Linked DNA regions of Homo sapiens: regions 1 and 2 are each linked to region 3. Evidence: chromatin contacts called from ENCODE Hi-C data. All regions are on one chromosome and are shown on one strand. The core of a region is the stretch at or near the end of the contact, and the rest is flanking DNA. Distances in the headings are between cores, read along the strand shown.

Region 1 (4,362 bases), core at 1,262-3,761, 1.7 Mb after region 3:
ACTATCAGCCAGTATCCTGGCTTTTAAATCTAAATGCTGATAACTCTCAAATTTGTGTTCCCAATCTAGACTTTTCCCTTGAACTCCAGATTTATTCATCCAACTGCCTACTACGCATCTCCAACTAGGATTTCTAACACACATCTCAAATTTAACATGTCCTAAACTCCCCCCACCCCAACCTACTCCACCATGTCCTCCCTAGCTCACTTAATGACAACTCCATTCTTTCAGTTGCTCAGGTCAGAAAGTTCCTTTCATATCCCACATCTATTCTATGATCAATTATGCTGACCCAGCTTTCACAATATATCCACCTGGGCTACTTACCACTATTTCTACTGCTACCACTTTGATTCAAGTTGCCATTCTCTCCCATGTACATTATTTGCTATAGCTACGTGAATGGTGTCCCTGCTTCCATTTTCTCCCCGACTATCTATTCTTAACCTAGCAACCACAATGATCCTTTTAAAGCTTAAGTAAATTCATGTTACTCCCATGTTAAAAAAAACTCTCCAGTAGCTTTCCATCTCACTCAATCTTTAAAATGGCCTAGAAAGTACTATACAATTTGACACTTCTCTTCCCCAATTAATCATCAGTGAACCTTTCTAATCCTTTTCATTAATCTTTCTCTTGCTCAATAATCTCTGGCCACACTGCCTACCTTGACATGCTCTAAAGCAGAAACTTTTATTCCTTCTTCCCTTTGTATCAACTCTTCCTTCAAATGACCACAGGGCTTGCTCACTTCCTTCGAGCATTTGCCAAAATGTCACTTTCTTAGTGAGCCTTCCCAGTCCAAACTACTTAAAAACTGCACACTTACCCCCATTCTCCCCTTCTGTTTTATTTTTCTCCGTTAACTTATCAATGTCTAAGATAAAATTAAATAGTTAACTTATTATCTGTTTTCTCCTACTAAATTGTAAGTTCAATGAGGGCATAAACTTTTGTCAAATTTGTTTGCTTCTGTACCTTAGTACAGAAATGTGCCTGCCACATAGCAGCTGCTGGATAAACATTTGTGGAAGAAGTGACTATGAATGAATGGAAGAACTTTCCAATAGAAAAACCGCCCACTCTTGGAATGGGTCTCCTTTGAAAGTGTTAAGCAGATGTTGGGAGGTGTCAAGCAAATAACGGAAAGATGGTTTTAGAAGAAATTTCTGCAATGGGGAATAAGTTGAACCAGAAACCTTTCAAGATTAAGGCTCAACAGTTCTTTTAAACGTTTTGCCAGGAAGAAACTTTAAAATCAAAGATCACTATCTATCTCAAAGACAGTAGAACACAGAAACTCCCCACAAACTGTTGCATCTCACACACCTGAAAGGGATCCTAACATAGAAATCTAGTTCATCTCCCAAAAAATCCAGTCTGGAATATCAAATCTCACTTTACTAATTAGGAAACCACAGCTGGACTGCCCTCCCCAATAAGCTGGTTCTGACACAATTCCTTAATTTAATAAACGACACTGTCAATCGCCTATTCAAATCCTCATGCCAGAAATCTGGGAGTGTTCCTTGACACTGCCCTGCAACCCCCTACATCAATGACCTCACCAAGGGAAACTTTAGGAGCCAGAACCAGGCATTTGGGGTACTGTTCCAGGGTGATTTACCATATAGACACTGAGACATTATGATAGTGATTACAACTGTGTTGGAGCTCCAGTTCCAACGTTTCATAGCTATGTGATCTCAACACCTCTTCGTCTCAATTTCCAGATTTATAAAACCATAAAAAATAAGGGCATCTCCTTGTAGGGACTAAATGAGCCAATGTATGTACAGTGTCTAGTACGGGACCTGGTAAACTATCAGCACTCAATACCAGCACTCTGTGACACTTGTCCGGCCAGCATCTCGACTATCTCTAAATACGAAATACTCAGTTCCACATCCAATTCTCCTGAATTGGATACCTCATCTAAAAAATCATTGTCCCTATTCTCTACTGAAATCCTACCTGTACATCAAGCAGCTCAAGTTCTAAGTTCCAAGTTCTCCCTAGTCTTCCATCACCCCTTCGCCTTCAGCCAGCCTCTCCAAACGAGAGGGCTCCTTCGAGAACTTTGGCACGCAGTCCCTAACATTCATTCCGCAGACACGTACTGAGCGCTCACAATGCCCTAGAAACTGTTCAAGGGAGTAGAGCAGTCCCAGAGACAGAAATATCTTCCCTTAAGTAGCTGACCTAACTGGTGGCTCTCCCCGCTCGCCCTGCCGGACGCTCAAATCTCAGAAACAAGAGGCAGCGACTCAAAGCCAAAACAGGACTCCGTCAACGAACCCCTCGTAGCCGGAGAGGGGCCGCCGTCCCGGATCCCGGAGGACAGAGGGCGGAAGACGAGCCGGAGACCGAGGCGGACAGCGCCTAGAGAACCGACTCAAGAACGACACCGATCCCGACAGGGAGAGGGCGGTCACGTCAACTGCCGCAGGCCACTAACTTACCTCTCTTTCAGCGTGGGGCACCCCCACCCAGCTCCGGGAGCTCGGCGAGCAGCAGCGGCTGCGGCTTGGGTTTAAACGCCACAGCCGTTGGCGGTTGCCCCATCAGCCAATCGGGTCCTGCGAAGATGGAGCAAGGGAGGGCGGTTACTAGGAAGTGAAAGGCGGAAAGGGCGGGACGCCGCTGCTAGGGCAGGAAGGGGCGTGCCCAGGCGAGCCGGGGGCGGCACAGTCTGCGTGACAGGGGTGCTCTTCCGCCCTGTGTTGGTGGCGGTCCGCTGTCTCCTGAAGCGTTGATGGAAAAGGAAACTCTCCTCTGACATTCATTATCAATCACATGTCTGAAAGGCTTGACAGCCACCTCAAGTCTGTTAGAAGGTTTATGTTGTTTACTGGGATACTACCCACCCACATCTTACCATTTCTTCTGCATCCTTGCATTTCCAAGTGTGACGCCAGCACATTTAGTTTTCACTTAAAAGCTCTCCCCGTTTTTCTTTTAACTTTCTGGGGGAAAAGCAGCAATGACATTTCGTTGCAAACCCCGGATCTCATTAATATTTAGGTCTTGCACTAATGGTCTGTTTTAGCTGAATATACAAGAATGACGTTTTCCATTATACACAACTACATTTTAAAAATGTATTATTCACCTTATATTCCATGTCAATTCGCTTATTTTTCGCAAATTACTTTCATAATTTTTACAAAGAATTTGGAGAAACTACAAAGAATAAAATTTCCTCTTTGTATGCCATTGGACTGAAAATGAAAATAGCTTGTTAAATCAAGGTTCCAATAATTGATGATACAGTAATGCAGTCAGCTTCATATTCTTGTCAATTTTTTGTTCATTCGAAGACATTTGAGAATTACAGCTTTCCATTTTTACTTTAAAGAATCTAGACAAATGATGCAAAACATGCTTTTGAGTTAAGATCTTTTAGTCTAATATAAATCACGATCAGTCTCCAAACAGATCTGGTTACATGAATCTTGTGTAAGTAGAAAAGTATTTACTGATTGTCCAGCTGCTAAAATTCCAGAAGACAGTGGTTTACAAAGTAATATACTGGTTATAGAAATTTATGCTTACCTAGGAGTTAACTAGCACTATATCTTGTTTACCCAGCCTGACACATTAAATGCTCAATGTATGTTATATGTTTTTTTAAATGAACCTTGTAGTGACTGTGCCATTTAATGGTTATTTAATCTTGGCCAAACTACTTAATCTCTCTGGGCTTCTGTTTCCTTATTTGTAAAATGGAGTTAAACAGCATCCCATATATTTTTATGATGGTTTCAATCAATGGGCCCTTTTGTTCAAATACATTAATATTGCTCTCTTCCCAATGGACACATTTTGTAGTTACAGCTTCAAAACCAAAACAAATAGAAAAGGGAGACAGGAAAATCAGAGGTAGAAGAGATGCTAAAACATTTATCAAGACATGAATACCAAGACCTCTTTAAAAAAAAAAGTGCTAGCCGGGCGCGGTGGCTCACGCCTGTAATGCCAGCACTTTGGAAGGCCGAGGCGGGCGGATCACGAGGTCAGGAGAGCGAGACCATCCTGGCTAACACAGTGAAACCCCGTCTCTGCTAAAAATACAAAAAATTAGCCGGGCGTGGTGGCGGGCGCCTGTAGTCCCAGCTACTCCGGAGGCTGAGGCAGGAGAATGGCGTGAACCCGGGAGGCGGAGCTTGCAGTGAGCCGAGATCGCGCCACCGCACTCCAGCCTGGGCGACAGAGCAAGACTCCGTCTCAAAAAAAAAAAAAAAAAAAAAAAAAAAAAAAGTGCTACCTTATCTCAGAGCAGTTGAAAGGATTTAACTGCTTTGTAAATTGTAAAACCTCTTGAAAATGTAAATTAGTATCATATACAACCATAAACCT
Region 2 (4,415 bases), core at 1,812-4,311, 1.2 Mb after region 3:
GTAATCCCAGCAATTTGGGAGGCCAAGGCAGGTGGATCACTTGAGGCCAGGAGTTGAGACCAGCCTGGCCAACATGGGGAAACCCTGTCTCTACTAAAAATACAAAAATTAGCCAGGTGTGGTAGCACACACCTGTAGTCCCAGCTACTCAGGAGGCTGAGGAATGAGAATCACTTGAACCCAGGAGGTGGAGGTTGCAGTGAGCCGAGATTGCGCCACTGCACTCCAGCCTGGGTGACAGAGTGAGATTCTATCTCAAAAAAAAAAAAAAAAAAAAGCTGAACATATGAATACCTTATGGCCATCAATTCCACTCCTAGTACATATATTCTAGATAGACACTGTCCAATATGGTAGCCACTAGCACTTGAAATGTGGCTGGTGCAGTTGGGAACTGGGAATTTTAATTTAATTTTAATTAACTTAATCTCAAAACAGATGATCAAATCGTTATTAGAAAATATTAATGTGTCTTTGGAGGCCAGGAGCGGTGGCTCACGCCTGTAATCCCAGCACTTTGGGAGGCTGAGGCAGGTGGAACACCTGAGGTCAGGAGTTCAAGAAAAGCCTAACCAACATGGCAAAATCCCGTCTCTACTAAAAATAAAAAAATTAGCTGGGCATGGTAGCACATGCCTGTAGTTCCAGCTATTAGGGAGGGTGAGACAGAAGAATCACTTGAACCTGGGAGGTGAAGATTGCACTAAGCCGAGATCGCGCCACTGCACTCCAGCCTGGGCGACAGAGCGAGACTCTGTCTCAAAAAATATACAAATAAAATAAATAAATAAAAGTGTCTTTGGAACAATTTGGATATATGAATCTACTTTATCAACTGTAAATCTTATAAACATAATCACAGATCAAAGGTTTATATTTATGGAATATAAAAAATATATTTAAAATATTTTCTTAGAGACATCAAGCCTCTAGTCTTTAAAAAAAAACAAATTTTTTTTTTGAGATGGAGTATCACTCTGTCGCCAGGCTGGAGTGCAGTGGGTGGTGCAATGTCGGCTCACTGCAACCTCCGCCTCCCAGGTTCTAGTGATTCTCCTGCCTCAGCCTACCGAGTAGCTGGGATTACAGGCGTGCACCACCACACCCGGCTAATTTTTTGTACTTTTAGTAGAGACTGGGTTTCACCATGTTGGTCAGAATGGTCTCGATCTCTGGACCTCATTATCCGCCTGCCTCGGCCACCCAAAGTGTTGGGATTACAGGCGTGAGCCACCGTGCCCAGCCTAAGAAATATGTTTTTAAAAGAACCTTTATAGCCACATTGTTTATTCTCTCTCCCAACTGTAAACAACCCAAATGTCCAATAACAATAGAAGGGATTATGGTATAGTCACACTGTAGAATATTATACAACAAAAAACTACATGCAAAAGTGTGATTGAATCTCCACAAATATGGATAATGAGCAAGGGGTGAGTCAGAAAAAAATACACATGCACTCTGAACCCATTTATATAGATTGAAATGCCTAACAATTCATTTTTTAGGAATTCATCATAGACGGAAAAATTAAAGTAAAACAAGTGAGTGCTTAGCACAAGTCAGGATAATGGTTACCTCTTGGTGGAGGAGATGGAATCACAGAAACATACTGGGAGATTCTAAGGCAGTGTTTTTCAACCAATTTTTAACTATTGTCCCTGTAAGGAACCTTTCTAGACATTTTATTCCTAATCACACCCCCCGCCATGAAAATTTAACACTACATATATACTGTATAACTGTTTATATACTGTGGCCCTTTGGAGGGACACAAATCATTGTAGTAACTAAGATTCCGACCCCGGCCCCACCAATTTTCAACCCCTTGAAATGTAAAATCACCCCTGTTAAGACTGCATGTTCTAAGTTATTGGCAATGCTTTATTTTCTAATCTAAGAGGTGGATACAGGAGTGTCTGCTTCTGTTAGTTATAATTTTTTAAAATGTATGTTTTATACACCCTTCTGTATATATACTTGACAATAAAAAATAAAAATAGAAAAATTGACTTAAATTGTGCTGAGGACTGAAAAATGGTGGTTATTTCCGTTTCAGAGCAGCTCAAATAATAACAGTAAGGAAATTAGTTAAATAAAGAAAAAACATGCAACCAAAAATTTTAAAAGCTATCTATGTCTGAAGTGAATCTAAAAGTCTCATGAAGATCAACCTCCACTAAAGGAAGCTGGCTCTAAGAAAATGTGCTGGTATCCTTTCCCTAAGAAAGAAATAAGAAGATAATGCTACTTCCACTACATGCAATTTTAGTTTACCGAAGACTATCAAGTATATATCTTAACTTCCTCGTATTAAAAACTGTGATTATATGAATATTAGAACATAAAAAACAAATGAACTGTTATTACTTTTAGTGATGCTGTTCTTCTGCCTTTGCGATCCAAAGGCAAACAAAGACAATTTTGCGTGTGGCAGAAGCGGGAACAAGCACCTGGATTTAACAACTACAGTAATGATCACTGAATCCTCCAACCACCTCTTCCTACCCCAACTCTAAACTAGGACTTCATTAGTTCTCGCCTGCTAGTTCTTTGATCTCCCTCCCAGCCTCCCATCCTTCTCCATTTAGTCTCTCCTTTTCTGCACTCCCCAGAATAGAGTCTAGCTCTTAATCCTAATCAACGGGCCTCCCACCAACTCCCTAATTTACCTGACAGCAATCTGACCTCTCAGGACACTCAACTCTGCAACCGGAGCCAACCGGAAACGGAGGTTGTCACCTCGAGTTTCTCACGGCAGGAAAGCGGAGAAGCCGCTTAACGTTCCGATACTGGGTTAGAGATTCCTGAATCAGGTAGAGACTACATGAGGGACGCTGGAAGTCGATTATTTTCCCAGTATATGTGCATCCTCAATCTGACTGAGGTAACAGATACTGTAGAAAAGAGAAGGGCGGGGAAGATAATATGTTGTCCTTGCTTGGGGACGGAATCCTTAGACACCGCACACAGGGCGGGGCTGCCGGCATACTGCAGCCAATAAGGGAGGCTGTTGTTGAGAGCGTGTTCTCACCCAATGAGAGGGTTGGTTGTTGCGCTGCAGTTGGCAGGCTGCTGCGGGAGGCGGCGGCGGTAGGAAGCCGGAGACAGCAGGGTGACAGGTAGGCGGCGGTGCTGTCTTTGGGGGAGGCAAAGTGCTAGATGAAGAGGGGTTTTCTTCTCCTTCGGCCGCGGAAACTACAGACGGGAGCTGGCGAGGGTGGTCTGGAAAGGCGGTAGCCGGTGTGTTGGTGGTCCCGGAACCTCTCGTAAACCAGGTAGCATCTTGGGAGGGTCGTGAGGAGGAGAAGGCGGCAGCCGAGGCGGGTGGAAGCCGAGCCTTGTGGGGCGACGTGGGGGCCCACCTAGGGCGTGGGGGCTGCGGTGGCGCCAGCAGAGAGGGAGGAGAGGCGGGAGCAAGGCGGTGTCGTGAGGGCTGAAGGGATTCTTTGCACAAAGCCCCAGGCGAGAAAAGGACACGGCATTGAAGACAGTTAAGAGAAATCCCAGTGATTGCTTCTTAGGGCCATTTCCTGGGGGTGGTGAGGGGGAGCGGAGAAGAAAAATATTTACTGGCGGTCAGATTCTGAACACTCATTATTGCTGTACATTATGTAATCTTTGGCTGTTATTTACCCAAACAACTAGGTTGTCCCTCCTGGGAGAGGAGGTCTTGCAACCTATTAATGTGTTAGAACACTTTTTTCATTGGCTTGAGTGCCATTTACATTGGCAGGTTCTCTAGGCGAAGGGTGGTAGCATGGAGGATAGAGTAGTCACGAAGAGCTTATCCCAATTATGGACTTGACAGATACTAGTTTGCGATGAATGTGGCCAGGTTCATGTTTTGTAGTTCGTGAATTTATTTGAGGGTCAAGGCTGACAACATTTTTTAAAGATCTTCAGAAAAGTGGGGAATCCTTTAAAAATGTACAGTAGGAGCTCAGTGTAAGTTGGAAAATGACTAGAAAATTAGTTGGTAGATCCCTTCCTCCCCCCAGGATATTGTGGAAGTTAGGGACTGTGCAAATAAGGTGGTGGTCTGAATATGGGGAAAAAAATAAACTTTTTTTTTTTTTGAGACGGAGTTTCGCTGTTGTTGCCCAGGCTGGAGTGCAATGGCGCGATCTCGGCTCACAGCAACCTTCGCCTCCCGGGTTCAAGCCATTCTCCTGCCCCAGCCTCCGGAGTAGCTGGGATTACAGGCATGCGCCACCACGCCCGACTAATTTTGTATTTTTAGTAGATACGGGGTTTCTCCATGTTGGTCAGGCTGGTCTCGAACTCCGGACGTCAGATGATCCGCCCGCCTCGGCCTCCCAAAGTGCTGGGATTACAGGCGTGAGCCACCGTGCCCGGCAGAAAAAAGTCAACTTTTAAGTAGTTTGTTCTGTAAGCAAGTCTGAGAAGCTACT
Region 3 (4,490 bases), core at 1,581-4,080:
CAACACTGGGAATAACAACTGGACATGAGATTTGAGTGGGGACACAGAGCCAAACCATATCACAGGGTCTCACTATGCTGCCCAGGCTAGAATGCAATCATAGCTCACTGTAATCTTGAACTCTTGGCCTCAAGGTATCCTCCTGCCTTGGCCTCCCAAAGTGCTGGGATTATAGGCATGTGCCACTGAGTCTGGAATGGATATATGTTTTCAATTCTCTCGGGTATATACCTAGGAGTGAAATTTCTGGGTCTTATGGTGACTTTATGTTTTACAATTTTGGGAACTGACAGACAGTTTTTCAAAACTTTTTTTTTTTGAGACAGGGTCTTGCTGTGTTGTCCAGGCTATATAGTGCATTGGCTCACAGGCTTGATCATAGCATAGCACACTGAGGCTTCCACCTCGTGGCCTCAAGGGATCCTTCTGCCTCAGCCTCCCAAGTAGCTAGGACTATAGGCCAGTGCCACCATGCCTAGCCTAAAGCATTTTATATTCCTACTAACAGGGTATAAGGGTTCTAATTTCTCCATAGCCTTGTCAACACTTGTTATTTTCTGTCTTTTTGAACATAGCCCTTCTAGTGGGTATAAAGTGGTATCTCCTTGTTTTTTTTTTTTTTTTTTTTTTGAGACTGAGTCTCGCTCTGTCACCCAGTAACAAGCTGGAGTGCAATGGTGTGATCTCAGCTCACTGCAGCCTCCTCCGCTTCCCAGGTTCAAGCGATTCTCCTGCCTCAGTCTCCCGAGTAACTGGGATTACAGGCCTGAGCCACCAAGCCTGGCTAGCTTTTGCATTTTTAGTAGAGATGGGGTTTCACCATATTGGCCAGCCTGGTCTCCAACTCCTGATCTCAAGTGATCTGCCCGTCTTGGCCTCCCAAAGTGCTGGGATTACAGGTGTGAAGCACCACGCCTGATTGTTTTTTTTTTTTGAGACAAGGTCTTACTCTGTTGCCCAGGCTGGAGTGGAGTGGGATGATCTTGGCACACTGCAACATGTTGCCCAGGCTGGTCTTGAACTCCTGGGCTCAAGAGATCTGCCCACCTGGGCCTCCCAAAGTGCTGGGATTACAGGTGTGAGCCACGGTGCCCGGCCTCCTTGTGTGTGTGTTTTTTGGTTTTTTTTTTTGAGATGGTGACCAAAAAAACACAACAACAAACAACAAACAAAAAACAAAACGAAGTCATTCTTTTGCATGTGAATGTCCAGCAGTGGTAGTACCAACTGTTGAAAAGACTGTTCTTTCACCATTGATTTGTCTTGGTGTTTTTGTTGATGTAAATGTGAGGGTTATTGATTTATTTCAGGATTCTCAATTCTATTTGTTTATATTCTTATCCTCCATGAGTATGCCCGTAGGGCCACTGTGTATGCCAGTAGGGCCATTGTGTTTTACAGAAGAAATCTAAGAAGAATCATTCTTTTTTTTTTTTCCATTAAAAGTCATGTTTACTAATCTAGCACCACAATTCGTCTTAGAACCTCCCATGCAGTTGGAAAGGGAATATGGGAAGAGGTGAGTATGTTGGAAATGTAGGGTAGTTCTCAAATTGAGGCCCCATTTTGCTTGCTCTAAAGCCAAAAACACAGGGTCTAGCAAAGAGGAGCCCAGAGGCTGGAGATGAAAACAAAAGCTTTTGGTTCAGATGGTAAAGGAGGCCCTCAAGAGCAGTAGAATCAGTATATCCCGAAGGCAGTGCTGGAGGCATTCTCATGAAGTAGGGGGTTTCTTCTTGGCATCCAAGTCCTTTTTAATTTCTTCAAGTTTTTTAGCCAGGTTTGGTATGTCATAGTTCTGAGCCAGATACATTCCAACCACGTTGCCCAATGTAAATCCAAGCAGGAATTGGAGCATGATGTTGGTGGGGAGGGCGAGGAGGGCGCAAAGGGCTGCTGCAGCTCTGCAGGCCGGTCAGAGCCTGCTTCCCCATGCGAGGGGAGCGGAATCGCCCCCCCCGCCACCTTTTTTTTTTTGAGAGGGAGTTTCACTCTTGTCGCCCAGGCTGCAGTGCAATGGCGCGGATCTCGGCTCACTGCAACCTCCGCCTCCCGGGTTCAAGCGATTCTCCAGCCTCAGCCTCCCTAGTAGCTGGGATTATAGGCGCCAGCCACCACGCCCGGCTAATTTTTGTTATTTTTAGTAGAGACGTGGTTTCACCGTGTTGGCCAGGCTGGTCTCGAACTCCTGATCTCAGGTGATCCGCCCGCCTCGGCCTCCCAAAGTGCTGGGATTATAGGCGTGAGCCACAGCGCCCTGCCAAGAAGAATCATTCTTTAACCTTAACTCAAAGCAACCAATTCAAGGGTTGGAATTACTCACTCCCCATTTAGAACTTTCAGCAGCGGTCTTTAGCATCAGTAGCCGTCAAGATTGTGTTGGGTCGTTGCTTTCTTGTTGTTTTAAATCACGGTCATGTGTTTGGCAAGGGTGCTGGTTAACCGAAAATGTTGGTTCTAGAGCTAGAAGTACTGGCATTCAAATAAACATATTTGGGGGTTGGGGGTTGATGAGCAAGGCTGGGAGGAGACAAAAGAAGTATCTCGGCTCAGTCGTCAGAGACGCGCAAGGTGTAACGGAGAGAGCAATCTAGGTTGTGAGAGTGGCTCCAAACATTGAGACATGGAGCCAGGACCTTTGCTCCTGGGGGATGGCCCTAGTACTGATGCGCAGGACCTGGTCCTTGAAGGAGCTGACAAAACTGCCGTTCACCCGCGCGACCACCGGCAAAGCAGCTCCACAGCCTGCCCCTCCCCTTGGCTGCTCCCCCACCCATTTCCCGCCTTGTCTTTCCTCTCTTCTCTCTCTCCCTCCTCCCTGCGCGAAGCGGAAGTGACGCGAGGCGTAGCGGAAGTTACTGCAGCCGCGGTGTTGTGCTGTGGGGAAGGGAGAAGGATTTGTAAACCCCGGAGCGAGGTTCTGCTTACCCGAGGCCGCTGCTGTGCGGAGACCCCCGGGTGAAGCCACCGTCATCATGTCTGACCAGGTACCGGGCTGGGAGCCATCCAACGGCGGTGGCCAGGGCCTTCCCTGCAGGTCTGCCTGCCGCTAGGCTGGGGTCGGGGATGGAGGCGCGGGGGAGGGGAGCGCGGAATGGGGGAGGGGGCGGCCGGTGGGGACTAGGCAGGCGAGGGAGAGGAGCCGACTACGGCCGGAGGTGCCGGGGCCTGCTGCGGGGCTCCCGGAGCCGCCCGCCCCTCTCCGGGCTCGCTCATCACCCCCGTACCCCACCGCCTTTGGTGGCGGCCTCCCTCATGTCGTCCCACTTCTTTCTCCCGGGTCGACTAGGTGCAGAGCCCCGCTTCCACCTCCCTGGGAGGGTCTCTGGAGAACCCGTCCGTCTCCTTCCAGAGGACTAATCGCAGAAGCAGGGCCCTAGGCCTTAGTTATGTAACGGGAGAGAATCCCTGACTGGGAGGCTCCGTGGCCCTGAGAAGCGGCTGGACTCTCCACTTTTTGCTTCTTCGTCGGGAGGGCGTGGGGCGGCGAGGGAGGGAGACGTCCGATGTTGTTGGGAATCCTGCCTCCGTTCGGATTGGAGCTAGGGCAAGGATGCCGCTGCTCTCCTCTGAGTCTTTTTCCGTGTGGGGGTGCAGAGCTGTCGCCTCTTTACTGTACTTTCCCGTTTCTTACTCGGGATTGGTTCATCCTAGCTCTCCAGTTGTAAGAGAGCATTCATAATAACCAAGAAAGAAAATAGAACTAAACTGCTAGAGCAACAAAAAGCATCTCACCTGGGCATTAACCTGAGGAAGTCTCATATTTTTGAGGAAAAGCATAGGAAAACTTTGTGTATGTAGAGTCGTTGCAGAATATTTGCAGAAAGTTGCCTGGTAAGGCAAAGTGCTCCAGCTCACTGTTAGTATCAATAATTTACTTGGGATTTGCACTTAATCAGGAGTGATCGATTTCCCCTTTTCTTCCTCATCCTGTTCTAATTAAACAACTTTATGGCTAGTTTTTAATTCATAAAGTTTTTGTCTGGTCTTTTGTTTGCTCAGACGACTTTGACTTTTTTTTTTTTTTGAGACGGAGTCTCGCTGTGTCGCCAGGCTGGAGTGCAGTGGTGCGATCTCCACTCACTGCACCCTCCCGCCTCCTGGGTTCAAGCAATTTTCGGGCCTCAGCCTCCCGAGTAGCTGGGATTACAGGCACTCACCACCAGGCACTCACCACCACACCTAGCTAATTTTTGTATTTTTAGTAGAGACGGGGTTTCACCATATTGGCCAGGCTGGTCTCGATCTCCTTACCTCGTGATCCGCCCACCTCGGCCTCCCAAAGTGCTGGGATTACGGGCGTGAGCCACCGCGCCCAGCCGACTTTGACTTTTTACATTATTTTTGGACTTTTACTCATTTAATGGTAGTTATTCAGAAAACTATTTTTCATTCAACTCCACGATGTACTTGAACTTTTAAATTTAACACACCTATTCCCTTGGCTTTTAACCCAGTTTTGTACCATTTCGTGAGAGCAAGTGAGGTTT

What was found. Hi-C counts contacts between places; a loop is a spot of excess contacts on that map. Pooled maps may share reads with other maps.
Region 1: a pooled map shows a loop between it and region 3 (9-fold over the local background). The contact joins the promoter of SGO2 here to the promoter of SUMO1 in region 3. A Hi-C loop is called at or near these places in 5 of 50 pooled maps.
Region 2: a loop to region 3 is called in a pooled map, with 7 times the contacts of the local background. The contact joins the promoter of HYCC2 here to the promoter of SUMO1 in region 3. A Hi-C loop is called at or near these places in 6 of 50 pooled maps.

The regions. Positions count from the first base shown.
Region 1 is chr2:200,524,356-200,528,717 of GRCh38, reverse strand. SGO2 (shugoshin 2) reads right to left here and starts at 2,511. Exons shown (of 9, transcript NM_152524.6): 1 at 2,466-2,511. RefSeq lists a silencer at 2,593-2,642.
Region 2 is chr2:201,070,317-201,074,731 of GRCh38, reverse strand. It overlaps HYCC2 (hyccin PI4KA lipid kinase complex subunit 2), which reads left to right and starts at 3,061. Exons shown (of 13, transcript NM_001321623.1): 1 at 3,061-3,122. It overlaps NDUFB3 (NADH:ubiquinone oxidoreductase subunit B3), which reads right to left and starts at 2,731. Exons shown (of 3, transcript NM_002491.3): 1 at 2,673-2,731. RefSeq lists enhancers at 2,209-2,832, 2,969-3,058, 3,079-3,348, 2,833-3,458, 3,449-3,588.
Region 3 is chr2:202,236,937-202,241,426 of GRCh38, reverse strand. SUMO1 (small ubiquitin like modifier 1) reads left to right here and starts at 2,830. Exons shown (of 5, transcript NM_003352.8): 1 at 2,830-2,987. The coding sequence starts at 2,976. It also overlaps the pseudogene STMP1P1. RefSeq lists a silencer at 3,176-3,365.